Regions from separate parts of the Homo sapiens genome. Here region 1 is linked to region 2. Evidence: read pairs that join two places in POLR2A ChIA-PET (ENCODE). Cell type or tissue: GM12878. All regions are shown on one strand. Each heading gives the region's core, and the rest is flanking DNA. Links, peaks and the distances in the headings are about the cores only.

Region 1 (15,890 bases), core at 4,895-12,894, 73 kb before region 2:
GATCTGGTACTTATGAGGTAGGGTCCTGGTTCAGTCCCTACTAGGCCAGTAGCCCTCACACTGTTTCATGACCCCAAGACCTACTCCTGTATCCTGACCCTGAAACGTATAGCGTCATCTGCCAAGGGGGCTGAGTTACAGAAAAGTGTGACCACAATAGAGAAATGAGCTCAAAAATCTATGTATGACCTTGGAGGAGGAGTATTTCAAGCTATAAAGGCCAGTGTCTGACCGTCTGTCTGTTTCTTTCCACATATCTAGTAGTTGAAACCTTGTCAGGGACCGTTGGCCCTTTTACCCTGCCCTGACCACTTCTCCTTCCATTTCTTAACATTCTCATATCTGGTGCCTTCACTCACTGAGACCAGAGATAGTTCCCCTCTCTTTTGTGCATTCAAGGAGAGATTGTGAAGATTTATGATATGATGTCATTCTAATATTTGTTATTACCCTCAATATGCTTATCACTATAGGGCAGAAATAAAGCATACAAAGTCATATCCCCTGGCAATTTACATTCAAATGGTTCTTTCTCTTCCTTGCACCTCCTCTTCTCTTCCTCCATCACTTCTTCCCCCCTCCGAGATGGAGTTTCACTCTTGTTGCCCAGGGTGGAGTGCAGTGGCACAATCTCGGCTCACTGCAACCTCTGCCTCCCCAGTTCAAGTGATTCTCCTGCCTTGGCCTCCCAAGTAGCTGGGATTACAGGCACCCGCCACCATGCCCAGCTAATTTTTTCCAATTTTTAGTAGAGACAGGGTTTCACCATGTTGGCCAGGATGGTCTCGAACTCCTGACCTCAAGTGATCTGCCTGCTTCAGCCTCCCAAAGTGCTGGGATTACAGGCATGAGCCACCGCACCCGGCCCCTCCATCACTTTTGAATATGCATTTTTGATCTCTCACAGGCAATCCAGATGAATGCTTTTGGGGACCTTGCCTTCAAGAGTGAAATTAAATTTCACATATACCTTGCTGAGTAGCTTCTATGGGCCTAGCATAGAGCCGGGTACTGTAGAATTAACTTACAATCATTCATTTATTCATTCATTCAAAATTTGTTTGCTGAGCAACTACTATGTGCTAGACAGGCAGGCAAAGTGTGTGACTGCATGGAGCTTACATGGTAGAACTTATAATATTTTGGAGGAAATAAGATTCATTTTCATGAAGCAGTTGCATGTGCACAAGAGAAAAAGATACAAGAGAGAATGCCAGAATGTACTCAAATGAACAGTGGTAGCTAAGATTCGCTGAGCCTGTGCCATGCCCTGAGCTCAGAGTATCTAAGCCTCACAATGGACCTATTTTCCCCATTTTATAGATAAGGAAATTTTAGCTCAGAGAGAGCAAATGGTAGGTAAGAAATATGAATCCAGGCAATCTGACTCAACAGAGTTTTAACCATTACCCTACATTGTATGCCCTAAATTGAATATAAACATTGGTTAAACCATACTACTGATGATATTAATAAAAGTCAGTCTGGAAAGGACTCTAATATTGGCTTCTCTTGGCATTAGACTGTCAAAGCCTGCCCCCGATCCATGCCACACATGTAGGGTGGGAGCAAGACCTCCAACCTGGCCAGGATGTGGGAGGAGTGTATTAACCTCAAAGACATGGGAGAAAGGGGTGGGGCAGGGTGTGGTCCGAGGGAAGGAGTCAGACCCAGACACGGCTGGGCATCTGCTCCAAGACAGGGAGAGCAGAATAGGCTTAGTGAGGCAACTGAGGCCCTGGGGAGAGGGGAGCAGCAAGAATCTCATGCATGAGTCGAATCTTGGCCAAAGGGTGGACTTTGAGGGGCTGGGTTTAAATTAGAATCAGGGCCCTCCACTGGCTGGGAAGAGCTGCCCTCCCTGGCCCTGGAGTTTTGGTCACCCAGTCCAGGTCTGGGGAGCCACACTCAGAAGGCTCAAATGCCAAGAGGAATAGCAGGTTGTTCGGAGGGTGGGCTTGGCAGCCAAGTCAGCCTCCTTTTAGAGTCTGCAGCTCAGAGAAGTGAGTCTTGATCTCTTCGCACAGGGCATTGGTCTGTCACCTTCTATCTGGAAGTCTCAAGCTCTGTGTCCAGAGGCACTGCTCACTATTGGCATTTCCAGGGCCAACTGAAATCACATCTCAAGTTCCCTGGAGCCTGTACCGAGGGGCCCCCGTGAAAAGGCATTTGTCCCAGGGGCTAAGCATCAAATGGATAACCATTTTGTTCCATTTCACACTCTAATTTTTCTTGAGTGGACCTGTATTTTGCTATTTTCTTTCCATATCTCACCTCCTTTTACTCTTTCCCATTTCCACGGCTGGTTACCACTCTTACCAATTTATACATTTCATTAATATATTAGTTCTATCCTCTTCTCAGTCATTAATAAAGATGTTAAATAATCCTGAACCGAATACTCACTCCTGTAGGGCCCTACAGGACTCTTTCCTTTAATTAGTTGTGCTACCTTTCATCTATCTAATGTCCTTCGGTTTCAGATTTCCAGCTGGTTTTGAATCCATGTGACTTTTTATCTAGTCCTGTTTGAACTAATTTCATGAGTGAAAATCCGAGAGATGTTTTACTGAGTGTTGATTCAGGTCCAGGCCTACAGAGAGTTTGCTATATTCAGATTTTTTTTTAACAGATTAATAGAGTACAATTTGGCCTTAATAAACTGAGCCCTCCTAATGCACCTCTTTCCAATATTCTTTTCAATCATAGCAGTATTTTCTCCATTAATGTCATGGTAATTTGAATTGTGTTGACGTCAGACTTCACAAAAGGTACTCTTACTGTCAGAAGTAATCCTCTTAGACCTTTTGAAAGATAACTATTTCTTAGTGGTTGTGCTATTTCCAATATCCTATAATGACTTAGTTAAAAATAAAAAATAAAAAGGATCGGGTATTCTATAAATCTCCTAATTAACCAGCTTCTAATGTGCTTTCTTATACAAAACAGGGACTGAAAGCCAGAGCTCATAGTAGTTTATTAAATAAGTTCAAATTGTGCAGCCATTTAAAAATAACCCTGAAGTCTTTAAAACGTAACCTACAGGAAGCACACTATTCTGAGGTTAATTGCTGGACAACATAGGGCTGTGACGGTTATAGTCAACGGTATTTTGATTTGAATACATAGAAATCCTTGGACATAGAGTGAGGGAGGAATCCCACGATAGGGCTCTAAGAATTTGTCTCTTTGTATTGAGCTCAATTATGTTTTACAATTAACTCCCTCTAAAATGCATAAGCTTATAGGGCTGGCTACTATATGCCAGGTTTTATGAATTAACTCTTGATGAAAATACAAAAATTGATCTAAAATATTGAATGTGTAGAACCTTTATGGGGAAATGATTCTTTGCTCTTTTGTCTGTACTGGATTTTTCAAAATCTTTATTGGTAAAAAGAAAGAATGTATTTCTAAGAATTGTTGCAACCATACAGGGCAGCCATGGAGCTGACTCTACATTTTGTTTTAAAAATGTTGTTTTATACCTGCACTATTTATTTAGGAGGGTCCTCTTGGTAGCTCTTTAACCCATTTATTAAGATTAGAAGAGGTTCCACCAGCAAACAAAAGACAACTAATCTGAGTCTGTTTAAAAGCAGACTGAAGCACCCACTTTCACAAGACAGGCCAGGGCTGGATTCCATCCTAGATGGCCAAGAGAACCCTCTCTAAACAATAGGGGTTTAAAATGTTTTTGAAGTAGCAAGGCGGTCTCCACTCAGGGAAATAAAAAGTTAATAAGATGATGTGGCAAGTCCTCTGATGGTGTTCGTAGAGCCATTTAAGGAGCAAAATATAACTTCCTTAAAAAATCTTTTTTACATTAGTTGTAAGGCTCTCTTTATCCTCTGCAGAGAATGGAGAAGAAGCATTTACTTGGCATGTTTGAAAATTTTGCTTGAGCAGACATCAACAGTATAAATATAAGAAGCAGGAAGGACTATCTAGAAAGAAAAGAAACCTGGGAATCATAGTTGACTTGGATGTAAACGTGAGTCTGCAATGAGGTTTACATAAAAAAAGAAAAAAAATTCTATCTTGCTCCCCTAAGAAGACAGTGGACTCCTCTAGAGCAGAGGTCGGCAAATGTTTTCTACAAAGAGCCAAGACAGTAAATATTTTAGGCTTTGCGGGCCGTATGGTCTCTGCTGCAGCTACTCCACTCGACTGCTGCAGTGCAACAGCAGCCAGAGACACTACCCAGACGAATATTTATGGGTGCTGAAATTTGAATTTCATGTGTTTTTATATGTCATGAAATATTATTCTTCTTTTGACATTTTGTCATGGCCCATACAAAAGCAGGTAGCGGGCAGGATCTGGCCCACAGACTATAGTTTGCCAACTCCTGATCTAGTGCACACATAGATCATGTGTCCCCCACAATATCTGGCCTAAGGACCCTGTAGGTGCTCAATAAACACTTGTTCTCTTAGCTGTCACCACGTAAGAGCGAAGAGTAAGCCTTTTGCTATATAACACACACTTGACATTTGCAAGAGATTTATCTTGAAGGCTTTGCTAATCCCCCCATTCCAAGTACCACTCTAGCAGATAATTTCCCCCATAAAATGCAGTCAAGTATAACAGAATAATTAAAGTGACCCTTTCAGGCCCTTAGTGATTCTATTAATACAGGGCTAACGTCCTTCACAAAGTGATTAAAATAAATTCTGCTACCAAAATCAATTCTGTGTCATGTTACATCATTGCTGTGATGACATTAACAATGAATTTACCTCAATCTGCAAAACCAGTCCAAAGCGCTGATGAGTGATGGGGACGACTGTGCCGTGTAGCACCTGTGTGTGCTGGGGAGCAGAATGAGAAAATGTCTGTTTGAGCAGGATGGGCAGCCCCTGTAGCCCAGCAATGCCACCCCAATGAGTGTTCCATGTACAAAGGAGCAGAGGATACTCAATTGCTTCAAGAAGCAGGTGTTAGGCAGGTGTTGGACATCACGGAGTTCTCCCAGTGGCTCAGGGGCTTCTTCCTGGACTCGGTCCTCCAAGTGGATGCACTCAGCATTTAGAATTTCACCAAACGTCATGTGATTAAGCATCTCTGGACTTTGGGGTCATTTTCAAATATCAAGACTGAGTATATTCTGCGATGGTAGAGGATATAGGGGAAAAAAGAGTGTGAGTATGATGTTCACTCTTGCTGAAGTTCTGCTGGACTTTATATTGGGTAGAATCTTAGAATCTTATGTCCTGTTTTGGTCACCGTATTATAGAAGAATACAGACTTGCTGAAAATGGTCTACAAAAGAACAGTGAAATTATCAGAATGATAGACAGTAGCATCTGTAACATAAAAGTGAAAGAACTCAGGATTGTTTTATCTTGAAAAGGGAAAATGATTCTTGCTATCAAATAAAGGGCTTTTTTTTTAAAGGGAGAATTTGATTAGATATCACAAATGGAGAAGTAAGGTGGCATTCACCTATATGGTATGAAGCTAGGTAGCAAGGGACTCCAAGGGACATGTTCTTGACCTTAGGCCTGATAAAGTCTATTGAAACTGGGTAGCAAGAAGGAGGTTGTGGTATCTACAAACCTTGGTTGGCCACAGTGGTTTAGACATCCAACTACTTGATAGTAGGTGACTGAACAGGTTGATTTCTTGAGGTTTTTCCCCCTGCAGTATCCTCCTGGATTCAAATAGCCTCACTGTAACAAAAATATGACTGCTTTCTTGGGAACTGAATTTATCTGGAATGACATTTATTTCAACTTAACGATGAGTCTGTCATTGGCCTACGGTCAATGGACTCTCTTTCTTTTCCTTGATTTTGCTTACATTGTGAGCCTCCAGAGGCTGTAAGGCAGTAAACATTTTCAAAACTCTAGTGATACCTCACTCTTCAGACAGAATATCAGACTTTTCAACTGTATTTTCAACTGTCTTGTGAGACAAAGACTAATTGGTTTGACCTCATGCTGTCACATGTTGAGAGACATGAATCTGCAGCCCTCTTCCTTGAATTCATTGATTTCATTAAACACTGTCTGCTTGTGTTCGCAAAATGTTGTAATTTCCCAGTGATTTCTTCGAACTGCAGCGTATAAACAGATTTTTTTGGAGCGATGCCATTTCTTAGCTTTGATCTCCTGTTTTAATCTTTTCTTTCCAATAGGTCTTCTACATTAAGTCCATTGAGCCACAGAAAGTATCGACATTAGGGAAAAGCAACGTGATAGTAACGGGAGCAAACTTTACCCGGGCATCGAACATCACAATGATCCTGAAAGGAACCAGTACCTGTGATAAGGATGTGTGAGTCGAAATACTAATAATTTATCCTCGGTAACGTAACGCTCAAACCTGTGCCAAAGGAATATCAGTGTGATTATAACCTTAATATAGTCAAATTATTGCCATGCCCCAAAGCAGGCCAATTAGTCAGAGTATTTGACATAATATAATTCCAACACGTAAAATAATTTTCACAACAGATCTGAAGTTCATTGTGAGAGAATCTGTTCTGTGTTATTCCCCAAAAATCTCAGTATATAGTCATTTCAGGATGTTGCCTGTTTGGGGTCTTGATTCATTTTCAGTAACAAAATCAAGTATATGGAGTAGCAAACATCATTCTTTAGGTGATGCACTTGGAAAAATAGTTGAGTACCTTGAAATTTGATGAGGAATTTTTTGGAGCAGCTCTTCCAGTGTGCCACCCAAAGTTGAAAAAACAAAACCTCTTGGATCCATTTTATGTGGACATTTTATTCTTTGTAGCCTTCTCTTTACTGGTTTGGTTTCAGCCTCCAAAAATTAAATTACTACTACATATAATGGTAGTAAAAAAGAACACCCCAACATAAATATCTGGTCAATGTATCTCTTGAACATTATTATTTCTGTCACTTCTTTCCCAAACTCATCACATCGGTGAAACTTGGAGAAAGACTTTTCAATTTCTACCGATGTCCTTGTGCAAATGGTTACTCCCCCTTCGAAAAAAAAAAAGTGATGTGATAACTGCAGTTATTAAATAACACAACAGATTATTTGAGTTTTCTGCTTGTTAACTCATATAAGTTTGGGCTAATTTGAAGTAAAAGATGTTACAGTCTACATAGAGTATAATACTAAGCTTATTTTCATCATGGAAATGCATTTAAGACAATCTGCTGAAGCGTGATGTTTTGATTTTTAACTACTAAAACAGATTTGTACAGCATTCTAATCTGCTATGCTTATTTACTGAATTTTCTTCTTTAATTCATTTTCTGCACATCACTGCCATGCCCTTCCCCTCATAGCAGTAAATTTGGAATATCTGTGATCTTGATGAGAAAAGCTGCTCATTGGTGGCTTGCCTGTGTTCTGCTATTTGCCAGAATTATCAAGCACACATTAGAGGCTGTATCTATGCAACATAGGTTTTTTTGTGCTGTTTATCCTGGCTAAATACCTTATTGCAAAAATCTTTCATTTTATGTAGCGAAATCTGTGAAGTTAGACACCTGTGTATTCACTGAAAGGCAATCAACTTCATGGAAAATAAGTAGTTTTTCGGAGCATTACCCTGTTTCTGACTCTTTATGTTCTCATTTTAATTCCGAATGTGTCTTGAGATACTGCAGTTATTAAATTAAATGACTAGGAGACCTTTCTGCATGTCGCATTTCAGTAACCACATCTGTGTGGTGAAGCCAAGTTCACAAGCAGTCAACATAATACTCAGTTAATCCTATACCTGAGCCCAGGCTGTAATCCCAAGCTCTTTTAATATGGTACTTTTAAAATGGGTAATTATTTTAAAGAGAAAAATACTAGTAGTGGAATGACCTACATTTTCACCTCTCTTCTTCTGAAATTTATAAACAAGTTTGAATTTTAATGTTCAACCACTTTATGATAAATTTCCTAGAGCTTTGCTCTGAATATAAACCTGAAAATGTGCGTCTGAGGTGGCGTAAGTACAAACTGACTCAGATGTTTTTGAATTTGCCTTATCCTAAAGGGTTAGTGATAGCATTAAAGTTAATCATCATGCACATGGCCTTTAAGTAGTAATAACAGATTCTCATGTAGCACGGTTATACTGAGCATTATTCAGACACAACCCAGGCTTAATGATTTGTGCTTTAGAGGATCATTGTAGACACACAGAGGAAGCTGCAGGTGACAGCGGGAATGTCGGAGAAAGCTTCGCTCTGACTCTGAAAGGGCGCCAAGCATCAGCTGTTGGACATCAGGAGCACCCTGGACAGCCCCAGCTAAGTCCCAGCCTGGATACTCCTTAGGGAGCATGTTGGCCCCAATGCTGATTGATTCTGAGATGCCTGGGCTCTTGGTTTAGGCCCCCTTTGAACAGCAGAATTTCCATCTCTGTCTGGTGCTGTGTTTTACCCTCTCAGTGCTTGACTAGGGCTTTTTTTCTTAAGCTTTTTATTATGGAAACTCAAACATAATACAAGAGAGATGAGTGTAATGAACCTCTCTGTAGCCATTCCCGGTTTCAAAGCCTATCAACATTTTGCCAATCTTGCTTCATCTATCTTATCTGGGATTTTTGGGGGGGCATGATAAGAACCAAACACCATATCCTTCACTGCTAAATACTTCAGTACCTCTCTAACAGATAAGCCATAGTGCCATTATGATACTCAACAGAATTATCCACAATTCTTAACATAATGTAACCCCCAGTTCATGTTCTGCTTTCTATTAGTACTTCTTCAGGGCAATGGTTACACCTCCTTCCTTTCCCACTTCTAAGGGCAATGCAAATAAGAAAGATAAAAATGTACTAAAGAAAGAGGAACCCAACCCCTAATAATACCAACTTGGGTCACTGGCCCCTCATGAGTCAGTAGTTGCCTGCAGCTGTTCTGCTCCTTCATGAAGTGTTGTAGTTCAAGTGAAATTCATTTGCTGTCACCTTGGGTAATCAACTGTGCTAAGTGTCTGTGTCATGTGAGAGTTCTTTTTCTACTCTTTTCTAGGATACAGGTTAGCCATGTGCTAAATGACACCCACATGAAATTCTCTCTTCCATCAAGCCGGAAAGAAATGAAGGATGTGTGTATCCAGTTTGATGGTGGGAACTGCTCTTCTGTGGGATCCTTATCCTACATTGCTCTGCCACATTGTTCCCTTATATTTCCTGCTACCACCTGGATCAGGTACTTTCTAGATTCATAATCTTTTTCTCATTGTGGTTAAAGGTCATATGCCCAAAGATCATTGATTTTATTCAAGTAAATTCAGAAACAGTGGTCATTCCAAATTCCTCTCACCGAGTTCTCCTTAGGATTTACTCCTAGAAAAATGCATACCTGACAAGACATTTGCTTCCCATGCTCATCGTGAATGCTATGAGCACACCTTTTTCCCTTCACCATGGCTGCTGAGAAACTCACAGCTGAAATGTTTGCCTAGGTTTTTGATATAGATATATGACACTCTTTACTATGTGTCCCTCCTGCTTGTGATAAAAGGCTTCTTTCTTACCTCTTTCATTTTATAGACTTTAGATACTTTAAGCTGTTTTGAATTCTTTGGGGGAAATATTGGGAGCTATCAAAATGAAAAGCAGAATCAACCTTTTCAAGATGTTCCCTAAGGGGGAGATGGAAACCCCAAAATAAACTCTCCCAGATAAATCCAATATGTTAAGAAAAACATTTATCTCCCTAGTTGAATTTTTAAATTTATTACTATTATGTATTTTTTGCATTTTCATGGGTACATAATACTTGTACATGTTTATGGGACACGTGATGTTTTTTCTATGATCATACAGTGAATATGTAATCATCAAATCAGGGTAATTGGAGTATCCATCACCTCAAGCACTTATCATTTCTTTCTGTTAGGAACATTCCAATTCCACTCTTCTAGCTATTTTTAAATATGCAATAAATTATTGTGAGTTATAGACACCCTACTATGCTACTGAACACTAGATCTTATTCTATCTCATTGTATTTTTGTAGCCATTAACCAAACCCTCTTTATCCCTCTCTGGCCCCGCCACACCACCCTTCCCAGCCTCTGATACCCATAATTCTACTCTCTATCTCCATTAGACCAACTTTCTCAGCTCCCACATATGGGTGAGAACCTGCAATATTTGTCTTTCTGTGCCTGGCTTATTTCACTTAACATAATGTCCTGCAGTTCCATCTGTGTTGTTGCAAATGACAGGATCTCATTCTTTTTTGTATGCTGAATAATACTCCATTGTGTATAGGTACCACATTTTCTTTATCCTCTAATCTGTTGATGGACACTTAGGTTGAGTCCCTATCTTGGTTATTGTGAAGAATGCTGTAATAAAGATTCCTCCTAGTTGAATTTAAATTCACTTTCATAATATTTTTATTCCTAAATCTCTTTAGGACTAAAATCCTAACGATATTTTCTTTGCCTGACACAGTACGAAGCTAATTTTCAAAGTACTCTCTAGGTAAACCTACAGACAAAAAGCTTTGTTAAAAAAAAAAAAGAAGAAGAAGAAGAAGAAAAGGAGGGGAAGAGAAAGAGGAAAAAAAGTAGAGAAGAAAAAAATCACTTTTAATATTCTTATTTAAGATCAAGTGAGAGGTGGCTATATTAGTTTGCTAGGGTGGACATAAAGTGCCACAGCGTTTGTGGCTTAAACAACAGAAATTTCTTTCTCCCCGGTTCTGGAGGCTGAAATCATGGTGTTGGTAAGATTGGTTTCTCCTGAGGCCCTTACACCTTGGCTTGTAGATGGTCATCTTCTCTCTATGTCTTCACGTGGTCTTCCCTCTGTATCTCTGTCCTAATCTCCCCAATTTTTTTTTTTTTTTTTTTTTTTTTTGTGACAGTCTCACTCTGTCACCCAGGCTGGAGTGCAGTGGCGCAATCTTGGCTCACTGCAACCTCCGCCTCCCAGATTCAAGTGATTCTCCTGCCTCAGCCTCTCTAGTAGCTGGGATAATCTCCCCTTTTTATAAGGACATCGGTCATGTTGGATTAGGGCCCACCCCAATGACTTCGTTTAACCTTCCTTACCTCTTTAACCACCCACGTCTCTAAATACAGTCCCATTCTGAGGCACTGGGAGTTAGGGCTTCAACATACATTTTATGGGGACACATTTTTTGGGGACACAGTTCAGTCCATAATAGTAAGATAAGGAGAACTGAAATTTCAAAACCAAGGCTCTAGCATGACATCCCCCACTCTAGGACCAATTCCATTCTCCATATAAAAGGAGACATTGATGTGGCATGCCCCATGTGCCTGGTGTGTTCATCTATTGACTAGGTTAATCCTCACAACAAATTTATGAGATCTGCTATGGCTTGTCCCTTTTGCAAATGAGGGAACTGGGGGAGGAAAAGGGTTCAAACAACTCACCCCAGCCTCCCAGACAGCTGGTACTAGGAGGTTGGGCTCTGAGCCACAGCAGTATCCTGCTTTGCTATAAAGTAAGAGGCTCCCTACTGTTCTGTCACCTGCGACATTCTGAGCCTGTGTGTCTTGGCTGCTCCTTGGTCACTGTGCCTTGAGCAAGAATGTGGCTCTAAATGCTGGCCATCGGGAGATCACGCTTGGCTCGGTTTTCTGGTAATGGCTACAGACTGGCATGAGGCCAACTCAGCCCTTCCCCATTGTGGCTGGAGGATTCAGAGATCAGTGTCTTCTCTCTGCCCTACACAAATTGGGTTGCTCAGGCCCACCTCCTGGTCTTGTCATCAGGGGCTCAGCTGGCTGTTGGACCTGACGTACCCAGGCTCTTGTCCCCTAGAATGAGTGTCTGGTGACCTACGTGAACAGGGGTGCAAGGGCAGACAGAGCTGTGGACAGCTGTTTCTTTCACACCCAGTGACCGCTTTGCTTATATGCACTGAGAAACGTGAAGTTATTTGGCCTGGTTTTAGAGAGATGGAATGCAGCTGTTATTTATACGGCGTACCAAATAGGAATTTACACTTTGCATGTCATCTGTAATTCTACCTTGCCCAAAGTGTTTCCTGTCTCTCTAAATAACATACCATTGGTAGGTTAGGAGTTTGATTTTGAAAATTCTTAGATTGAAGTCTCTTTATATAGATTAAACAGTAATCAAACAAAATTCTGTTTAGTGAAACCTTTTCAAGGTACAGCTCCTGATCTGATTATATGTGGCGATATGACACAAACAAAATTCAAATTCCATCAAAGAATCTGGGCATTTTCCTAGAATTAAAATAGGATCTGACCTGAATTTTTATATTTATGCATCTTGAAACCCATGAATTTGTGGCTGGTATCCTGAAAAGATTCCCAAAATTGTCCTGTATTTGAAATTAAAATTCATTAATTTGCTCTCAAACATAATTGGGTTTAATATTAAACATGAATAAATTGATAGCTTTGTTCATAAATGCAAAATGCCTGTGTGTTAGCTATGAAACCCTTATTGTTGCTTTTATTCCTTGCAGTGGTGGTCAAAATATAACCATGATGGGCAGAAATTTTGATGTAATTGACAACTTAATCATTTCACATGAATTAAAAGGAAACATAAATGTAAGTCTCCAGCTGCTTTGTAATAATAGTTGTTTTCAAGGATGGTTCTATTTTCATCACACTATGCTATGTTGGGGGTATTTTTTGTTTCTGTGACTTTGGTGTTATAAACTTTTACCTATGCTATCATATATTCTATCCATGCTAGAATGGAAATAATAAGACCTTATCCTTGTAGCTGAGTATTTCTAGTTGCAGCAATGAGGAAAGAGAAATGAACTTGGTACGATAAGACCTGACATTTTCTTTTTATGTGATTTGTGGCAAGTCACCCTAATGAGGCAATGCTTATGAATATGTGTGAAAATGCTCCGTGAATGGTTAAGGTGTGATATAAAGAATTGCATTTCTGTGAAGAGTAGGTGGTATTGTTCCCATTGCACAGAGAGAGTTGGGTTCACAGAGGTTAGATGACTTGCCAAGGTCCCAGAAATCTTGTCATGTGCTTCTCCTTCTCTTCGACCCAATTTGTTCCCTACCATCTGATGTCACCTTCTCTTACCTTTCGTCTCCCCACAGGAGAAATGGTAGGAGGGGTCTGGTTTCCACCTTTGCCCGATTCTCCCACTGGTGCCTCCAGATGGGGATCCTCTAGAGCAGGGGTGTCAACCTTTTGGCTTCCTGTGGCCACATTGGAAGAAGAATTGTCTTGGGCCACACATAAGATACACCAACACTAACGATAGCTAATGAGCTAAAAAATGGTTTGTGCATAATTTCCGTGATATCCACCACCACAGATAAGCAAAAAAGTCCTCACATTCAAAAGGCTGGACACGGCTGCTCTAGATGGAAGCTTCTGATGCCAAGAGGGGAGATGAGGGATTTCACATACAAGTCAGGCCTCCAAGTGTACTTGCACACACTTCTAAATATCCTTCCCCATTCTTTCTTCCCCTTTTTCCCTCTCCTTGATGAGATATGTGAGGTGGCTGCCTCTCTGGGGCCCTGCCTGACCACTTCCTGCCAAGGCTGACACACTCCCTCCTCAGGAGCAGTGTGGGTTCAGACCCAAATTCCGGGGGCCGCCTGATAGGCCGTCCTTACAGCCTTGTGGTGCACACATTCACCTGCTGACACAGTTCAGAGCCACTTCCAAGCCTCACACTGTATCTGACTCCAGGCCTCATCTCCATGGTGTGAACACCTCCAGTTGAATGGCTCGTATAGTTTGACCCTCTGAGCAGAGGCATTACCTGAGTTTGTCACGGACTTGCTCTCCCTCCTACTTGCTGTTCCCAAATCAAGTTGAATTTTTTGAGCACCTACTGCAGGCAAAACATTTTGCTGGGTGCAGGGACAAAAGATAAGTGAGATAGTCATATTGCCTTCATGGAGGCAGGCAGCAAATCTACATTGGGATTGAAAGTTGAGGCTGGGTGTGGTGGCTCACGATTATAATCCCAGCACTTTGGGAGGCCAAGGCGGGAAGACTGCTTGAGGCCAGGAGTTCGAGACCAGCCTAGGCAACATAGTGAGACCCCCATCTCTATAAAATAAAAATTAAAAAAGTTGACAGCACAGAGTATCATCAGGTTCTAGGTCCTCTGGTTCCCTAACTGTTCAGAAACCCTGTGAGTCCAAGAAGACACCATTTCTTTTCACATTAAAGAGAAATTAAACATGCATGGGATTAAGTACGCCTGCAGTATGGAGTGGGGTGGGTGGAAGCAGGGAGGTGAGTTCAGGTACAGAGGACAGAGTCCTCGCAGGCCCGTGCTGGGAACATCACTCAATCCTGCTTAGTGGGAACCTAGAGGGTGGGTCTGGAATGACCAAGAGCGATAGCTGTAAAACTGAGCTGGGGCCACAAAAAGCAGCGTCAGACTGAAAACTTTGCCCTTAATTCTGTAGGCAGCAGGGAGCCACTGAAGATCTCTGAGCAGGAAGTGACATAGGTCTAGGTACACTGGACTCACACTGGACCGAGACAATTAGTGACAATGAAAGCAGTCAGAAGGTTACCAATGGGAAAAGAGACTATGCAGAAAGCAGTAGACTAGGGAAAGGGGAGGATTCTGACCCAAAAGGCTTCGGTGTCCTGTCTTGAGTCCTGGGAAACCACGAGAAAAGAAGAGAGTGTCCAACCCCCAGCAGGGGCCAGCTCCTGAAGTGCTTGTTGCCGCTGAATCACTCTTTGTTGGGGAACCTCCTGCAGGGCGGTTATTATTTTGGCAATGGTGCACAGCTGAGTTTGGAGAGGCAGGAACTGAAGAAAGGCTGGGAGCCCAGTGAGGATGCTCATGCCAGTGCAGGTGTGTCTGAGACGTCCACAGTCTCTCTGGGCTGACAGTAGCTCCCTTTGGGCTGTGGTTAGCAGAGCAGGTCTCAAGTGCTGGGGCATCGTGAAGCTAGAGATGACCAGCTTGTCTTTATAGCAGTATCGTTGAAGGGAGAGTGGGGGTGACATCATGGGAGTGAGAGCACAGAGGAGGAAGAAAAGAGCACCTAGGACTGGTGGCAAAGCTTCATTTTAAGGAATGACAGACAGTAGGATGGGCCGTGAAGGTGGCCGAGAAGGTGCTCAGAAACCAGTGAAAAAGAGTAAATCGCATGGCGCGAGTTTGTCACGAGTATGGAACTGTAGAGTCTTGAGGATAATAGGGTTGGGTGATCCTCTCACCTGCAATCCTTCTAGAAGGCATCTTCAGTAAAAAGCCAGCCTGCTAGGAGTTAAGGCTGCTGAGGCAGTAGAGACAGTGGTTTTCATCCTGAGGACAGAAATGTGAGCAGGAGATTCAGGGCTATAGTTTGGAAAGATGTGAAGGGAAAGGAAGGTTGTGCTTGTCCAAATCTCAGCTCTTTACATCATATTTTCCCACCAATTGCCTCTTCCTATTGTCTTTTTTATGCTCTAGTATCAGGGGGTGGCGGGGGTGGGGGAAAAATAGTTTTTCCCACCTGATAAATTTCTTTTTATGAGTTATAATTGCTTTTCTGTAGAATGTTTGCCATCCTCCCCTAACCCACCAGCCTCCTCTGCCTGTCCTTCTGTACACCTAAACAGGACAATATATTTATGTTATGTATTTACTAACTTTTTAAATTTTATTTTTTATATATATAGAGAGAGACAGGGTCTCACTGTGTTACCCAGGCTGATCTCCAACTCCCGGGCTCACGTAACCCTCCTCCCTCCGTTTCCCACAGCGCTGGGATTACAGGCGTGAGCCACTACGCCCAGCCTATTTATGTGTTGTTGTTTTTTTTTAATCCTGTAAATCAGGCCACCTTTTTTGCATTGTTTTCAGTTTTCATGCTCTTCATTTCATGGGAGATGCATTGTTCCTTTTACTTTTGTTTTCTCCTGTTTTCTGTTATGCCTGAAAACCCTTGTCCTCCTTGTGTCTAGTGACTTCTGCTAAGGCCCTGCAGGAGGTTCCCCC
Region 2 (15,890 bases), core at 799-8,798:
AAGGAAATGCTGACCACTGTAGCAGTCTAAAAACAGTAGCATGGGCTAAACTACCATCTAGTTTTGCTTCTCTCCTGCCTCAGGCTCTAGCCTTAAGCAAAACCCGTAGTCTGTTCTTCTCTAGGTATAAAATTCACCAGGGAGTGAATTAGAAAATACTAATGCAGGGCCCAGGTATACTTACATGGTAACTTTCCAACAACACTGGTGTTTAACAGCAGTTTATTATAAACAAAGCACTTGGCCTGAGATTCAATTCAGTGATTAAAATCTTCTGTGCTTATGTTATAAAACATAATTACTTATTAATACTCCCATCTTCTGAAAAAGAATCAATCTGATTCCTTCAATACCTCAGGGGCTTGATACAATAGAAAGAGCCCGGGTTTTGGATTCAACAGGTTTAGGTTTGAAACTTTGTCACTTATTAGCTATGACCTTATGCAAGTCACTTCACTCTGAATCAGTTTCCTTATCTATGAATTAGGAATAGTAATATCTGCCCTCAAAGCATTTTTCGTTAGTATTAGACATTGCACGGAACATGCACAGTTCACTGCGTTAGTAAATTCTCAGTAGTAATTACTATTAACATTATGAATAAGCTACAAACTCTAGGTTACTCAATGACTCAATCAAGTTTCCTCTTTTCTATCGTCCAGTAAGAGATTTCACTCTCAGCACCAACACTAAAGGATCATGATTCAAACTGAATTCAGCAAATTTCTATGCTAAATGAAAGGGAAGAAGTTAAAAGTAGTTTTAAATGTTTATGCCATTTTTGTGGTGAATTTTGAGCACTGACCAAAGTTATAATTTGAGTTTTATCACCATATTTAAACATAAAAACCTACAAAAATGTACGACTTTTTTTTTCCCCCTAAAATAAATGCTCATACCTGCATATGAGGAGGAAATGGTAGTTCCATGCTTGGAACCATGGCTGATGACTGAAAGCTAACAGGATTGATAGATGCTGTTGGAGGCATGTTAGGAACCAAAATTAGACTTCGAAATTCATTATGTCTTCTCTGTATATCTTTTAGTCTTTTTTGAAGCCTTGTATAGTCTTCAAAAGGAACATTTTGTCTTAAAAAGAAAAAGAAATGTTTCTTTAACATGGTTATACCCTATTGAAGCACAGTATGATTCACAGAATATAATTTTAAACTGGAATTTCTAAATTATGAGATCTATATATAATATATAGATAAAAAATCTGTTTACCTAGAAAGATAAACAGAAACATGACATAACATCTTAATCATTAGCAATCATTAGCATTGCAGACTATCAACTCATTATAAAGTTTTATTTGCTAATTAAAGATCTAAAATCTTTTGATACTTTGGTACTCACTCCTACCCTCCTACTCACCCCCATTCATGAATCCTGAAACTAAAGGGAGACTCTAAACCAAAAGAGTGCCTTATCTTACAGAAAGAATCAAATAAAAATACAGTTCATCCCTCAGTATACACATGGGATTAGTTCCAGGACATCCCTCATATATCAAAGCCTGTGCATACAAGTCCTGCAGTCAGCCCTGCAGAACCCTCATAATGGAAAAGTTGGTTCTCTGAACTGGTGGGTTTCACATCCTGTGAATACTATATTTTCTATCCATGTTTGCCCGAATAAAAATCTGTATATAAGTAGACCCATGCAGTTCAAGCCCATGTTGTCAAGGGTCAAGTGTAAAGAAAATGCTGGATTGAAGCTTACAAAATTGCCATTTTTAAATAGGTGAAATATGGTCAAATATAGAGATTTTCATAGTTCAATCTAATTTTCAAAATGTCAGTGTAATATTTTAGTAAGAAATATATATTTGGTCTTTGCCCTTGGTTCCTGGCACACAGCTCCTAAAACTCTGGGAAACTCTGAAGTGATAAGAGTATCTTTTGTATATTAATAAGATAACTGGTGGCTGGGGGCCCCTGAATAGCTTCAGGATGGGGCAGGTCACCAGAAAGACTGAGGCATGATTAGAGGGTTGGAACTTTCAGCCCCACTCTCCAACCCCACCCCATGACATCTGGGAAGGTAAAGGACTAAAGGTTGAGTTGATCACCAATGGCCAATGATGTAATCAATCATGCCTATGTAATGAAGCCTCCATAAAAACCCAAAAGCATGGGGTCAGAGAGCTTCTGGGTTGCTGAACATGTGCAGGTGTCTGCAGGGAGGCATGCCCAGAGAGGGCATGGAAACTCCACACCCCCTTCCTCATAACTTTTCCTATGTATCTCTTTCATCTGACTGCTCATCTATATATTTTGTAATATCCTTTCTAGTAAGCTGGTTAACATAAGTTTCCCTGAGTTCTGTAAGCTGCTCTAGCAAATTAACTGAACATGATGAGCAGGTCATGGGAACCCCAATTTATGGCCATTTTTAGCCAGTCAGAAGCACGGGTTACAACTTGGGGCTTATGGCTGCATTCTGAAGTGGGGGGCAGTCTTGTGGGACTGAGCCCTCTACCTGTGGGATCTGATGCTAAATCCAGGTAGACAGGATCAGACCTGAATTACAGGACACCTAGCTCGTGTCCACTGGAAAACTGATTACTCCATGTATAGGAAAAAACCCCAAACATCTGGTGTCAGAAATGTTGTGTTGACTGTGTGAGAATAGGAAAAACACTGGTTTTTCCTATTATAAAAGGTAATCACAAAGGTGAAGCTACACAACTTTAGGAAAAAATGACATGGAGAAAAAGGCTAACTTTCCAGGCCTTCACAGATCATCATCTTTTTGGACACGACATCCAGTAATCAAATATAATTTCAAAATCACTCAAAATTCTAGATGATCTGCACCACAACTGGCCAATCTTGAATTGCTAACATTTCAATATTAATGTTTATGGAAGAGGAAGTAAGTTGAATTCTGTTTTAGAAGGACTGAGCCAGGAATGGTGGCTCATGCTTGTAATCCCAGTGCTTTGGGAGGCTGAGGCAGGAGAATAGATTAAGCCTAGGGGTTCGAGGCTACAGTTAGCTATGATCGTGCCACTGCACTCCACCCTGAACCATAGACGAAGACCCCATGTTTAAAAAAAAAAAGAATTGAAACAAAATTCAAAATTACAAGCATGTTTGTAATTTACAAATTACTACCAAATTAATAAACTAAAGGCGGCCTCCTACTTTGGAATAGAGTATTGTAAGGCTGGCACTAATTCTACAGTCTAGAAACTTCTAGAATGTTCTTTAAAAAACAATTGTTCACCTGTTGGTAATAATTGCACCCAAGAACACCAGTGCACATCATAAAACGTCACTGCATGATATTATAGGCAGTTTCCATTACAGAAAAATCTATACTTGAATAGCCAAGGCGCTGAAGGCTACCACTAATTCACTAAATTAAAAAGATTTTTCTTAACTTGAATCAAATGTGTCATATAATGCCACTACCAACAACTTAATATGACAAATCTCTGCTTTAAAAATGCTGATGATCCTGATTATCAGATGTGCTTGAATGTGACTGCAAAACCCGAAACTACAGCTCAATAAAATCTCCACACCAGGAAACCAAAACTGACCTTTGATTCAAAGTTGTAGGCACAATTTTCAGAACTATGCAATAGCTACAACTGTCTTGTACAGCAGCAACAACTAACACCACTCCTTGCTACCAAAGCCAGTGACATTTTCTGTTAGTCCCAATCATAAGGCAAACACCTGGTATGTGACAGAGACCTTTTGGTTTAAAGAAACATTCAGTTAGGGGGTAAAAAAAGGATAGTACATTAGGAGTTATCAAGCTGTTTTAGAAATCTTTAAAATGTATATTTTAAAAGAAAAGAAGGTACGTTATACTTAGAGACAAAGTTCTATGACATCAAAATAACCACATGGGGAAGATACACATACAAACACATTACCTATTTAAGACCTGATTTTCTGTTTCCAATTCTTCTTTCTTTGCCTCCAAGACTTCTACTTTCTCTTGTAGTCTTTTCAATTTGTTTTCATGAAGAGATTTTCTCTAAAAAGAGAAATATGAACAAGTATGTTAATACATAATCTCTTATTTGAACAAAACTATATAGAAAATATTTTACTCACCAAAAACTGTGTTTAGATATGAATGTTTTCAGTGAATACTAGAAACAAAGGTTAGTAGACATGGCTCTTACTGAAAATTGCAAAGATAATAAACCACAAATCTATCTAATATTCTCAATGTGACAATTAATTATGAATGCCAAACAAAAAAACTGTTATCAATAATTGCTGCAAAAAAAAAATCTACAAAGGGAAGGAGTCAAATTTTACTACTGAGTCTGCCTGTACATCTGGTAAGAAATAATGAGCTCTCCATTGTTCCAGAAGATAGCATGTGTTTAAGAGAACTGAGCCAGGTACAGTGGCTCATGCCTGTAATCCCAGTGCTTTGGGAGGCTGAGGCAGGAGGATGGATTAAGCCTAGGAGTTCAAGGCTACAGTTAGCTATGACTGTGCCACTCCACCCTGGACAACAGATCAAGAACCCATTAAAAAAAAAAAAAAAAAAAAAGGGTGGGGAGCCAGGCACAGTGGCTCACGCCTATAATCCCAGCACTTTGGGAGGCCGAGGCGGACAGATCACAAGGTCAAGAGATTGAGACCATCCTGACCAACATGGTAAAACCCCATCTCTACTAAAAATATAAAAATTAGCTGGGCGTGGTGGCGGGTGCCTGTAGTTCCAGCTACTCAGGAGGCTGAGGCAGGAGAATCACTTGAACCTGGGAGGCGGAGGTTGCAGTGAGCCGAGATTGCACCACTGCACTCCAGCCTGGCAAAAAAGCAAGACTCTGTCTCAAAAAAGGAAAAGAAAAGAACTGAAGTAAAATTCAAAATTACAAGCACGTTTGTAAGTTATAAAGTACTACCAAATTAATAAAACTGAAGGATCAGAAAGCTAAGATAAATATGGATGCATCTGTTTAAAAGTTGCCTTTCTAAATCTTAAAAGGAAAAAATTTAAACTTTACAATATACAAAGGGAGAAATTCCTAAGTAAATCTTGTATGGTTTCATTAAACAATACGGAAAAGTCCAGGTAAAATGCAAAAGGAGTGTATGGAAAAAAGTAGTATTTTTTTTCAGTTTTTATACACAGGCCTTTTGTTTTTTAATAGAAAAACACCTAAAATGTTAAAACTCATTTAGTCGCTACAAACCTTTTAGGTATTTTCTAACTCTTTTTTAACTGAAGTATAATCTTACAGCAAAATGCATAGAATAGAAACGTAAAGCTCAAAGAAAAACCACAAAACAAATGCTGGCATGATTTCCTTGTAGGTCAAGAGCACTGCCATGCCAGAAGGGCCCCTACCTTTCCCCCTTCCAATCACTAGCCCTGTCATCCTCTGAAAGGGTAACCAACTAATTTACTTCCAAAACTATAGTTTACTTTTGCCTATTTTTGAACCTCATATACATACAATCATAGTATGTAGTCTTTTATTAATGACTTTATTTCACTCAACATTGTTAGTGAGATTTATGTTACTTACAGATATACTTCATTCATTCCCACATATTATATTCCACTTACGATTATTGCATAACCTAGTATATTCACTCAGTACACCGTTAAGGGTTATCTGCATTATTTCCAGTTGGGACTATTACAAATAACTCTGCTACGAGCATTCATTCTCATGCTTTGATTGTCCCACATCCTCCAACATCTCAGAAGGCTTCCTTATGCTCCTGTCTACCCTGGCAAAGGAACCACTCTTCTGGTTTTTATCACCATAAGTATTTATTTATGAATTTATAGGCAGTTAAGGAGTCCATCTGTCTATCCATCCACCCATTCATATGAAAGAAATCATAAATTTATGCTCTTTTGTATCTGGACTTTTTTCTCAACATTTTATCTATATGACTAAGCCATGGTTATGTATTGTCACAGTACTTCTTTTTCATTGCAATGTTGTCATTCATTGTACAAATATACCACATTTTATACATTTTCCTGTTAATGAAAATTTAAATTCTTTCCAGTCTGGGGATATCATAAATATTTTACGAACATTCCTAAACATGTTTTTCGCAGATTAAGTACCTCATTCTCTTCAGTATATACCTATGAATGGGTCATAGTGTATACATGTTTTAGCTTTAGTAGATACTGCCAGTTTTCTAAAGCAGTTTTACCAATTACATTTCCACCAGCAATATGTGAGAGTTCTAGCTGTTCTACATTTTTGCCAGTACTTGGTATGGTCGGTCTTTTAGCTTTTGCATCCTGTTTTGGTGAAATACAGTATCTCACTGTAGTTTTAATTTACATTTTCCTGATAGCTAAAGGTATTGAGCATCTTTTTTTATGCATGTTAGTCATCTGGATATCCCTTCTTTGTGACGTGTCCATCCTAGTCTTTTGTCCATTAAAACTTTTGAGTAACCTGATTCCTACTGATTTGTAGTTCTTTATATATTCAAGATATGAATCGTATGTCAGATATATATGTATTGCAGATTGACCTTCTCCAGCCTGTGGTGTCATTTTCTTTTGCTTAAGAGTATCCCTTAATAAAAAGATTTTAATTTAAATAAAATCAATTACATCAATCATGTATTTTATAGTAGGAACTTTTTGCATCCTGCTTATCTTTATTATCCCAAGATCCTAAAATTTTCTCCCAAGTTTTCATCTAGAAGCTTTATTTTTTTTTTTTACCTATCACACTTAGGTGTATGGTTCATTTTTATCTATGTTGTGAGGTTAGGCTGAGTTTAATCTATTGACTCACTACTATTTGAAGGAACATCCTTTATCGAAATGCAGTGGTACCTTTAGTGTAAACCTATTTCTGGACTCTATACTGTTCCATTTGCCTGTTTATCCTTATGCCAATACCACACTGAATTACTGTAGCTTATATTTAGTGTTGATACCTGGTAGTTTTAAGTCCTCTAGTTTTATTGTTCTTCAAGATTGCTTTGGGTATTCTAGTCCTTTGTACTTTCAGATGAATTTTAGAATCTACTTTCTAATTTCTACAAAGAAACCTGCTGAGATTTTGATTAGAACTGCATTCAACTTATGGATAAATTTGGGAAGAACTGACACCTTAATATTGAATCTTCCAAGTCATGAACATGGTACAGTTTTCCCTTTAGGCATTTTTCCATTTTTCTTAGCAGTATTTGTATTTCAGTGTAGAAGTCATAAACATCTTTCACTAGATTTGTTCCTAGGTATTTTAGGTATTTTTATGCTATTGTAAATGGCATTTAAATATTTTCTAATTGTGTGTGTAAAGAAAAATAACTAGTATTTGTTACTTGACTTCGTACTTAGAAATTTTAAAAATTCATATTAATTTTAATAGTTTGATAGGTTTGACTTTTATGCATGCACAGTGACATCTGTGAATAATTTTAAATTCCTGTCTACTCTTTATGTCCATTTCTTTATTCTTAAAACTTTTTTTAGGCTCAGAGGTACATGTGCAGGTTTGTTTTATAGGTAAATAGATTATTTCATCACCCAGGTACTAAGCCTAGTACCCAAGTTATTTTTTCTGATCCTCTCCTTCCTCCCATGCTCCAGTCTCAAGTAGGCCCCAGTATCTGTTGCTCCCCTTTGTGTCCATGTGTTCTCATCATTTAGCTCCCACTTATGACAATGAAAACATGCAGTATTCGGTTTTCCTTTTTTGTGTTAGTTTGCTAAGGATAATGGCCTCTTGCTCCATCCATGTACCTGGCAAAGGACATTATCTCATTCTTTTTTATGGCTATATAGTATTCCATGGTGTATATATACCGCATTTTCTTTATCCAATCTTCCATTGATGGGCATTTAGGTTGATTCCATGTCTTTGCTATTGTGAATAGTGTTGCAATGAACATATGCATGTGTCTTTATGGCAGAAAGATTTATATTCCTTTGAGTATATTTACCCAGTAATGGGATTGCTGGGTCCAATGGTAGTTGTTTCTAGCTCTTTGAGGAATTACCACACTGCTTTCCACAATGGTTGAACTAATTTACACTCCCACCAACAGTGTATCAAAGTATTCCCTTTTCTCCACAACCTCGCCAGAATCTGCTATTTTTTTATTTTTTAATAGCCATTCTGACTGGTGTAAGATGGTATCTCATTGTGGTTTTGATTTGCATTTCTCTAATGATCAGTGACATTGAGCTTTATTTCATATGCTTGTTGGTCACATGTATGTCTTTTGAAAATGATCTGTTCATTTCCTTTGCCCACTTTTGATGGGGTTGTTTTTATCCTGTAAATTTAAGTTCTTTATAGATGCTAGATAGACCTTTGTCAGATGCAGATGCATAGCTTCTAAATATCTTCTCCCATTCTGTAGGTTATCTGTCTACTCTGTTGACAGTTTCTTTTGCTGTGCAGAAGCTCTTAAGTTTAATTAGAACCCATTTATCAACTTTTGCTTTTGTCGTGATTGCTTTTGGCATCTTCATCATGAAATCTTTGCCAGTTCCTATGTCCTGAATGGTATTGCCTAGGTTGTCCTCCAGTGTTTTTATAGTTTTGGATTTTACATTTAAGTCTTTAATCCTTCTTGAGTTGACTTTTGCATATGGTGTAAGGAAGAGGTCTAGTTTCAATCTTCTGCATATGGCTAGCTGTTTATCCCAGCACCATTTAATGAATGGGGTGTCCTTTTTCCCATTGCTTGTTTTTGTCAGCTTTGTTGAAGATCAGATGATTGTAGCTGTGAGGCCTTAATTCTGGTTACTCTATTCTGTTCCATTGATTTATGTGTTTGTTTTTGTATCAATATCATGCTGTTTTGGTTATTGTTGCTCTATAGTATAGTTTTAAGTCAGGTAGCATGATGACTCCACGTTTTTTGTTGTTGTTGTTTGGCATAGGATTGCTGTGGCTATTTGGACTCTTTTTTGGTTCCACATGAATTTTAAAAGTTTTTTTCTAGTTCCATGAAGAATGCCATTGGTAGTGTGATAGAAATAGCACTGAATCAATAAATTGCTTTTGACAGTATGGCCATTTTAATGATATTGATTCTTCCTATCCATGAGCATGGAAAGTTTTGCCATTTATTTGTATCATCTCTGATTTGTCTAAGCAGTGTTTTATAATTATCATTGTAGAGATCATTCACCCACATTTAGCTGTATTCCTAGGTATTTTATTTTGTGCAATTGTGAATGGGATTGCATTCCTGATTTGGCTCTCAGCTTGGCTGTTGGTGTACAGGAATGCTAGTGATTTTTGTACATTGAGTTTGTATCTTGAAACTTTGCTAAAGTTATCAGCTGAAGGAGCTTTTTGGATTGAGACTATGGGGGTTTCCTAAACATAAAACCATGTCGACTGCAAACATGAATAGTTTCACTTCCTCTCCTCCTACTTGGATGCCCTTTATTTCTTTCTTTCTCTTGCCTAACTACTCTGGCCAGGACTTTTAATACTATGTTGAATGGGAGTGGTGAGAGAGGGTATAATTGTCTTGTGCTGGTTTTCAAAGAGAATGCTTCCATATTTTGCCCATTCAGTATGATGTTAGCTGTGGGTTTGTCACAGATGGCTCTCACATTTTGTAGTATGTTCCTTCAATACTTAGTTTATTGAGTTTTTAATAGAAAGGGATGGTGAATTTTATCAAAAGCCTTTTCTACATCTATTGAGATAACCATGTGGTTTTTGTCTTTAGTCCTGTTTATGTGATGAATCACATTTATTGATTTGCACATGTTGAATCAACCTTGCATCCCAAAGATAAAACCTACATAATCATGGTAGATTAGGTTTTTGATGTGCTACTGGATTCGGTTTGTAAGCATTTTGTTAAGGATTTCTGCATCAATATTCGTCAAAGATATTGGCCTAAAGTTTTCATTGTTGTGTCTCTGCCAGGTTTTGTTATCAGGACAATGCTGGCTTCACAGAATGATTTGGGAAGGATTTCCTGCTCCTCTATTTTTTGTTAACAGTTTCAGGAGAAGCAGTACCAGCTCTTCTTTGAACATTTGGTAGCATGTGGCTGTGAATCCATCTGGCCCTGGGCTTTTTTTGGTTGGCAGGTATTTACTACTGCCTCAATTTCAGAACTCATTATTGGTCTGTACAGGAAATCAACTTCTTCCTGGTTCTATCTTGGGAAGGTGTATGTGTCCAGAAATTTATCTGTCTCTTCTAGCTTTGTTAGTTTGTATGCAGAAAGGTGTTTATAGTTGTCTGTGACGGTTGTTTGTATTTCTGTGGGGTCAGTGGTAACATCCCCTCTGTCATTTCTAATTGTGTTTATTTGGATCTTCTCATTTTTCTTCATTAGGCTAACTAGTGGCCTAACAATTTTTTCAAAAACGCAACTCCCGTATTAGTTAATCTTTTGAATGGCTGTTCATGTTTTGATCTCCTTCTGTTCAGCTCTAATGCTAGCTTTGGGTTGGTTTTCTCTTGGTCCTCTCATTGTTTTAGTTGTGCTGCTAGGTTGCTGATATCTTTTTTAACTGTTTGATGTGGGCATTTGGTGCTATAAATTTCCCTCATAACATTGCCTTAGCTGTGTCCCAGAGATTCTGGTATGTTGTATCTTTTTTCTCTTAGTTTCAAATAACTTCTCGATTTCTGCCTTAATTTCATTCTTTACTCAAAAGTCATTCAGGAGCAGGTTAACTTCCATGTAAATGGTTTTGAGCAATTATATTTTTAGTCTTGATTTCAATTTTTATTGTGCTGTGTGTTTGGTATTTCAGTTCTTTTGCATTTGCTGAGGATTGTTTTATGTCTGATTGTGTGGTCAATTTCAGAGTATGTGCCATGCAGCAATGAGAAGAATGTATATTCCTGTTGTTTTTGGATGTAGAGTTCTGTAGAGGTCTATCAGATCTATCTGGTCCAATGTTAAGTTCACGTCCTGAATATCTTTGTTAACTTTCTTCCTCAAGGATTTAATACTGTCAGTGGAATGTGGAAGTCTCCCACTGTTATTGTGTGGGAGTATAAATCTCTTTGTAGGTCTCTAAGAACTTGCTTTATGAATCCGGGTGCTCCTATGTTGGGTGCATATATATTTAGGATAGTTACGTCTTCTTATTGAATTGAACCCTTTACCATTATGTAAACCCGTGTCTTTTTTGATTTTTGTTGGTTTAAAATGTTTTGTCTGAAACTAGGATTGCAACCCTGGCATTTTTCTGATTTCCATTTGCTTGGCAGATGTTCCTCCATCCATTTATTTTGAGCCTATGGGTGTCATTGCATATAAGATGGGTCTCTTGAAGACAGCATATCACTGGGTCTTGCTTTTTTATCCAGCTTGCCACTCTGTGCCTTTTAAATGGGGGCACTTAGCCCATTTATATTCAAGGTCAGTATTAATATGTGTGGATTTGATCCTGTCATTGTGTTGTTAGCTGGTTATTAGGCTGGCTTGTGTGGTTGCTTTATAGTGTGGCTCATCTGTGTACTTAAGTGTGTTTCTGTATTGGCTGGTAACCATCTTTTTTTTTTAATGCTCTCTCTCAGCAGAATCATGGTAACCATCTTTCTATATTTAGTGTTCCTGTCAAGATCTCTTGTGAGATGGGTCTCCATTTAACAAGCATTTGCTTATCTAAAACTCCCTCAGTATTTGCTTATCTAAAAAGGATCTTATTTCTCCTTTGTCGAGGAAGGTTAGTTTGGCTGGATATGAAATTCTTGGTTGAAGATTTTTTTAAGAATGTTGACTATAGGTCCCCAGTCTCTCCTGGCTTGAAGGGCTCCTGCTGAGAAGTCAGCTGTTATCCTGAGGGGGTTTCCTTTGTAGGTGACCTGCCCTTTTTCTCCAAGTGCCTTTAATATTCTTTCATTTTGACCTTGGAAAATCTGATGATTATGTGTCTTGGGGATTATCTTCCTGTGTAGAATTTTGTTCTCTATAGTTCCTGTTGGTCTCTCTAGTGAGGCTGAGGAAGTTTTCTTGGACAATATCCTGAAATATGTTTCCTAAGTTGTTTGCTTTCTCCCCAACCCTTTCAGGGATGCCAGTGATTTGTAGATTTGGTCTCTTTACATAATCTCATATTTCTTGGAGGTTTTGTTCATTCTTTTCTATTCTTCTTTTTTATTTTTGTCTGACTGTCTTACTCCAAAGAGCCAGTATTCAAGTTCTGAAATTATTCAGCTTGGTCTCTCTCTTCTGCTGTTAATACTTGTGATTGCATTGTGACATTCTTGTGTTTTTCAGCTCTATCAGATCAGTTAGGTTCTTTTTTATACTGGCTATTTCATCTGTCAGTGCCTGTATCGTTTTATTGTGATTCTTAGATTCCTTGGATTGGGTTTTGCCATTCTCCTGAATCTTGATTATCTTCATGCCTATTCATATTCTGAATTCTATTTGTGTCACTTCAGCCAACTCAGCCTGGTTAAGAACCCTTGTTGGAGAACTAGTGGCCATTTGACACTCCGACCATCTGTGTTGCTAGAGTTCTTCCGTTGATTCCTTCTGTCTGATGGTTCCATCTCTGCGTGGGGGTGTTCCTTTAACTGCTGGGCTGCCTCTGATTGAAGTGGTCAGGCAAGCTCAGGGTAGTTGTGCTACAGTTCCAGGTTGGGTGACCCTGCCCAGGGAGGAGAAGTGAGGACTGGGACTTGCATAGAGAACAGTCTGGCCACTTTTCTGAGGTAGGTGCTTTGTGTTGGGCATCCGTACCAGCCCCTGGTCCCCACAGACTCTCCAGAACCTGGAGACAGTAAGAGTGAGGGCTACAAGACAGCAAAGATGGCAACCCATCCCTCCCACTAGGAGCTCTGTCCCAGACAGTAACAGAGCTGCTACTGGCTGGATGGCCCTGGTGGGGATGGCTGGAGATTCAGGTTGGGAGGACGTGCTCAGTGAGGAGATATAGAATCAAGGACCCAAATAACAGTCTGGCCACTTTTCCATAGGGCTGCTACAGTATGCTGGGGGTCCGCTCCAATCCCTTTTCATCTTAAATTTTCCAGTACCTGAAGATATCAACAAGGAAGTCTGTGAAACAGCAAAGATGGAGGACTGCCTTCTCTCTGGGAACTCTGTCCCAGGGAGGCACGGACCTGTTGCTGGCAGAACACACTAACAGGAGGTGGCTAGAGACCTCGGTTGGGAGATCCTACCTAGTGAGGAGTAACAGGATCAGGGACCCACATACAAAAGCCGTCTAGCTTTTTCCATAGGGTAGCCATGCTTTGCTAGGGGTCCACTCCAGCCGCTAATCACCTCAGACTCTCTAAAGCCTGAAGACAACAGCTAAGGCTGCTAAACAGCAGAAGTGGTGGTCCACCCCTCTCTTTGGGAGCTCTGTTCCAGGGAGGTTTGAAACTGTTGCTAGCCAAAAAACACTGGTGCAGGTGGCTGGAAACCCTGGTCAAAAGGTCCTGTCCACTGAGGAGGAATGGGATTAGGGATTCAAGTAAAAAAGCAGTCTGGCCACTTTTTCATAGAGCAGTTGTGCTGTGAGGGGGTACCTCGAGAACAGTTGCTTCAGACTCTCCAAATCCCAAAGGCAAAGAGATAAGGCTGCAAAACAGCAAAGCTGGCACCCTGCCCCTCTCTCTGGGAGAGCCATTCCAGGGAGGTTTGAAACTGCTGCTGGCCAGAAAACACTGGTTGGGGTATGGTTGTAGACCTCAGTCGGGAGATCCCACCCAGTGAGGAGAAATGAGATCCAGGAGCCACATGAGGAAGCAGCCTGACCACTTCTCCTTAGAGCTGCTGCTCTGTACCAGGGGATCACTCCAGTCCCTAACCAACTCAGACTCCCTAGAGCCCAAAGGCAACAATGGCTAAGAATGTGAAACATCAAAGATGACAGCCCCATCCCTCCCCCTGGGAACTCTGTCCCAGGGTGGCTTGGAACCACTGCCAGCTGGAAAACACCAACAAGGGTGACTAGTGACCCTGGTCGGGAGGTCCCCCACCCATTGAAAAGCAGGGTCTGGGACCTGCATAAAAAAGCAGTCTGGATGCTTTTCCATAGGGTGGCTGCAATGAAGGCAATAGCTAAGGCTACAAAACAGCAAAGATGGCAGCCCACCCCTCCCTCTGGGAGCTCCATCTCAGAGAGGTGTAACACTGCTACCAGTGGCTGGCTAGAGTTCCAAGCCAGTGGGTCTTATCCTGCAAGGTGCCATGGTAGTGGGGCCTGCAGACTGTCACTGCTCTATCCCCTGTATACAGCCTCTTTCCTAGGGGTATGTACAGGGGTCTAACGTCCTGCTTGGCTGGAGTTGCAGTTGCTTTTGATGGGAAACCTGGGTATCTAAAGCTCCCAGGGCTCTACGTGTATCTGAGCGGCTGCATTGCTGAGACTCCACATAATTCTGTGTAACAGGCTGCAGACCCTGGTGGAGTGGGCTCACAAGGGGATCTCCTGACCTGTGGGTTGCAAAGATCCAAGGGAGAAGCGTGGGTCGCTGGGGTCACTCACTCACTCACCACTTCCCTGGGAAGAGGAGGCTCCTCTGGCTCTGTGTCACTCCCAAGTGGATGACTGTCCTGATTGCTCTTCTCCATTCTTTCTGGGTCAAGTTGTTTTCTTGATGAATCCCAATGCGTGTACCTGGATGCTTCAGTTGAAGGTGCTGTATTTACTTACTCCTTCTATTTCTCTCCATGAAAGTGGCACACACCAGCTGCTTCTAGTTGGCCATCTTGACCAGCCTCCCCCTCCATTTCTTTTTCTTGCCTTATTACACTAACTAGAACCTCCGATAAAATATTAAACAAAATGGTGATAGTAGACATCTGTTCCTGACCTTGGGTAAGTAAGGGGAAGCAGTCAATATTTTTAATCAGTAAGTATGATGTTAGCTGCAGAATTTTTATAGATACCATTTATAAGATTGAAAATTCCCTTCTGTTCCCAGTTTGGCAAAAGTTTTTATCATGAATGGGTACTGAATGTTGTCAAATTATGTTTCACACTAGAGATCACAATAGTTTTCCTTCTTTGTTCTGTTAGGGTGTTGAATTACACTGAACAATTTTGCATGTTAAGCCACCTATATTCCCAGAATAAAACCTAAATGCTCATGCTATATTATCATTTTTCTATATCACTAAATTCAGTTTGCTAATATTTAAGATTTTTACATGTTTATAATGCAATTTTTCTTATATTGATTCTATCAGGTTCTAATCTCATAAGTGGAGATGTGTTTCCTCCTTTTCTATCATCTGGAAGAGTTTGCGTTAAGATTAGTATTAATTCTTCCTTAAGTATTTGGAATAATTTACCAGTGAAGCCAAATGAGGCATTTCTTTGTGGAAGGTTTTTAACTAAAGATTTCATTTCATTAATAGATACAGGACTATCCAAATGACCTAATTCTTCTTGTATTAGGTTTAAGATGTTCTTAAAGAAATGTATTCATTTATTCTAAATTGCATGATTAATTAGCATAATAGTTTTTATACTATTCCTTTTGTTTTAATATCTATATGCAGATAGTTAATATCTATAGATAGATATCCCTTTTTTCATTCACTACATTGTTCATTTGTGGCTCTAATCTCATCTCATCTACTTTGTGGGGAGTCTGAGGACAATCAGTCTTGCCAAGGCTTTATCAATTTCGTAATCTTTTTAAAACCAACTCTTGGCATTTCTATTTTCCTCACTGTACATCTTCTGTCTCTGTCACTGATTTGTGCTCATCTCTTGATGATGGTGATGTTGTTTGCTATTAAATCTATCCATTGAGTTAATTATTGTTATTGTATTTTTTTAGTTCTAAACTCATCTTTTTTAGTGCTGATCTGTAACCTGGACAACTAAAACATGGTTTCCCTGACTCCTATTCTGCCCCTCTACACAACAGCCAGAGATTCTTCAAAAATGTAATTCAGATATCACTTCTCAATTCAAAAACCTCCAGTGTGTTCCTACCTTAACTGAGAATA

The links. ChIA-PET counts read pairs that join two places held together with the same protein. Peaks named below come from ENCODE experiments on the same cell type or tissue, not always from the same donor. Only the 100,000 strongest peaks of a DNase experiment are listed, where the experiment ranks them.
Region 1: POLR2A ChIA-PET joins it to region 2 with 8 read pairs; 3 of 35 experiments call an interaction of 5 or more read pairs at or near these places.

The regions. Positions count from the first base shown.
Region 1 is chr12:94,231,522-94,247,411 of GRCh38, forward strand. PLXNC1 (plexin C1) reads left to right here. Exons shown (of 31, transcript NM_005761.3): 10 at 6,143-6,282; 11 at 8,964-9,143; 12 at 12,417-12,504. LOC124902987 (a long non-coding RNA gene) reads right to left here and starts at 6,282. Exons shown (of 2, transcript XR_007063410.1): 1 at 5,563-6,282; 2 at 2,954-5,265. In GM12878, for the core only: no CTCF peak of the experiment used is centred there; a DNase peak (open chromatin) is centred at 8,830; H3K27ac peaks cover 1,834 bases.
Region 2 is chr12:94,309,019-94,324,908 of GRCh38, forward strand. CEP83 (centrosomal protein 83) reads right to left here. Exons shown (of 17, transcript NM_016122.3): 15 at 3,896-3,999; 16 at 900-1,089. Among named protein-coding and RNA genes, the nearest start is that of PLXNC1-AS1, 140 kb to the left of the region's middle. In GM12878, for the core only: no CTCF peak of the experiment used is centred there; no DNase peak of the experiment used is centred there; H3K27ac peaks cover 263 bases.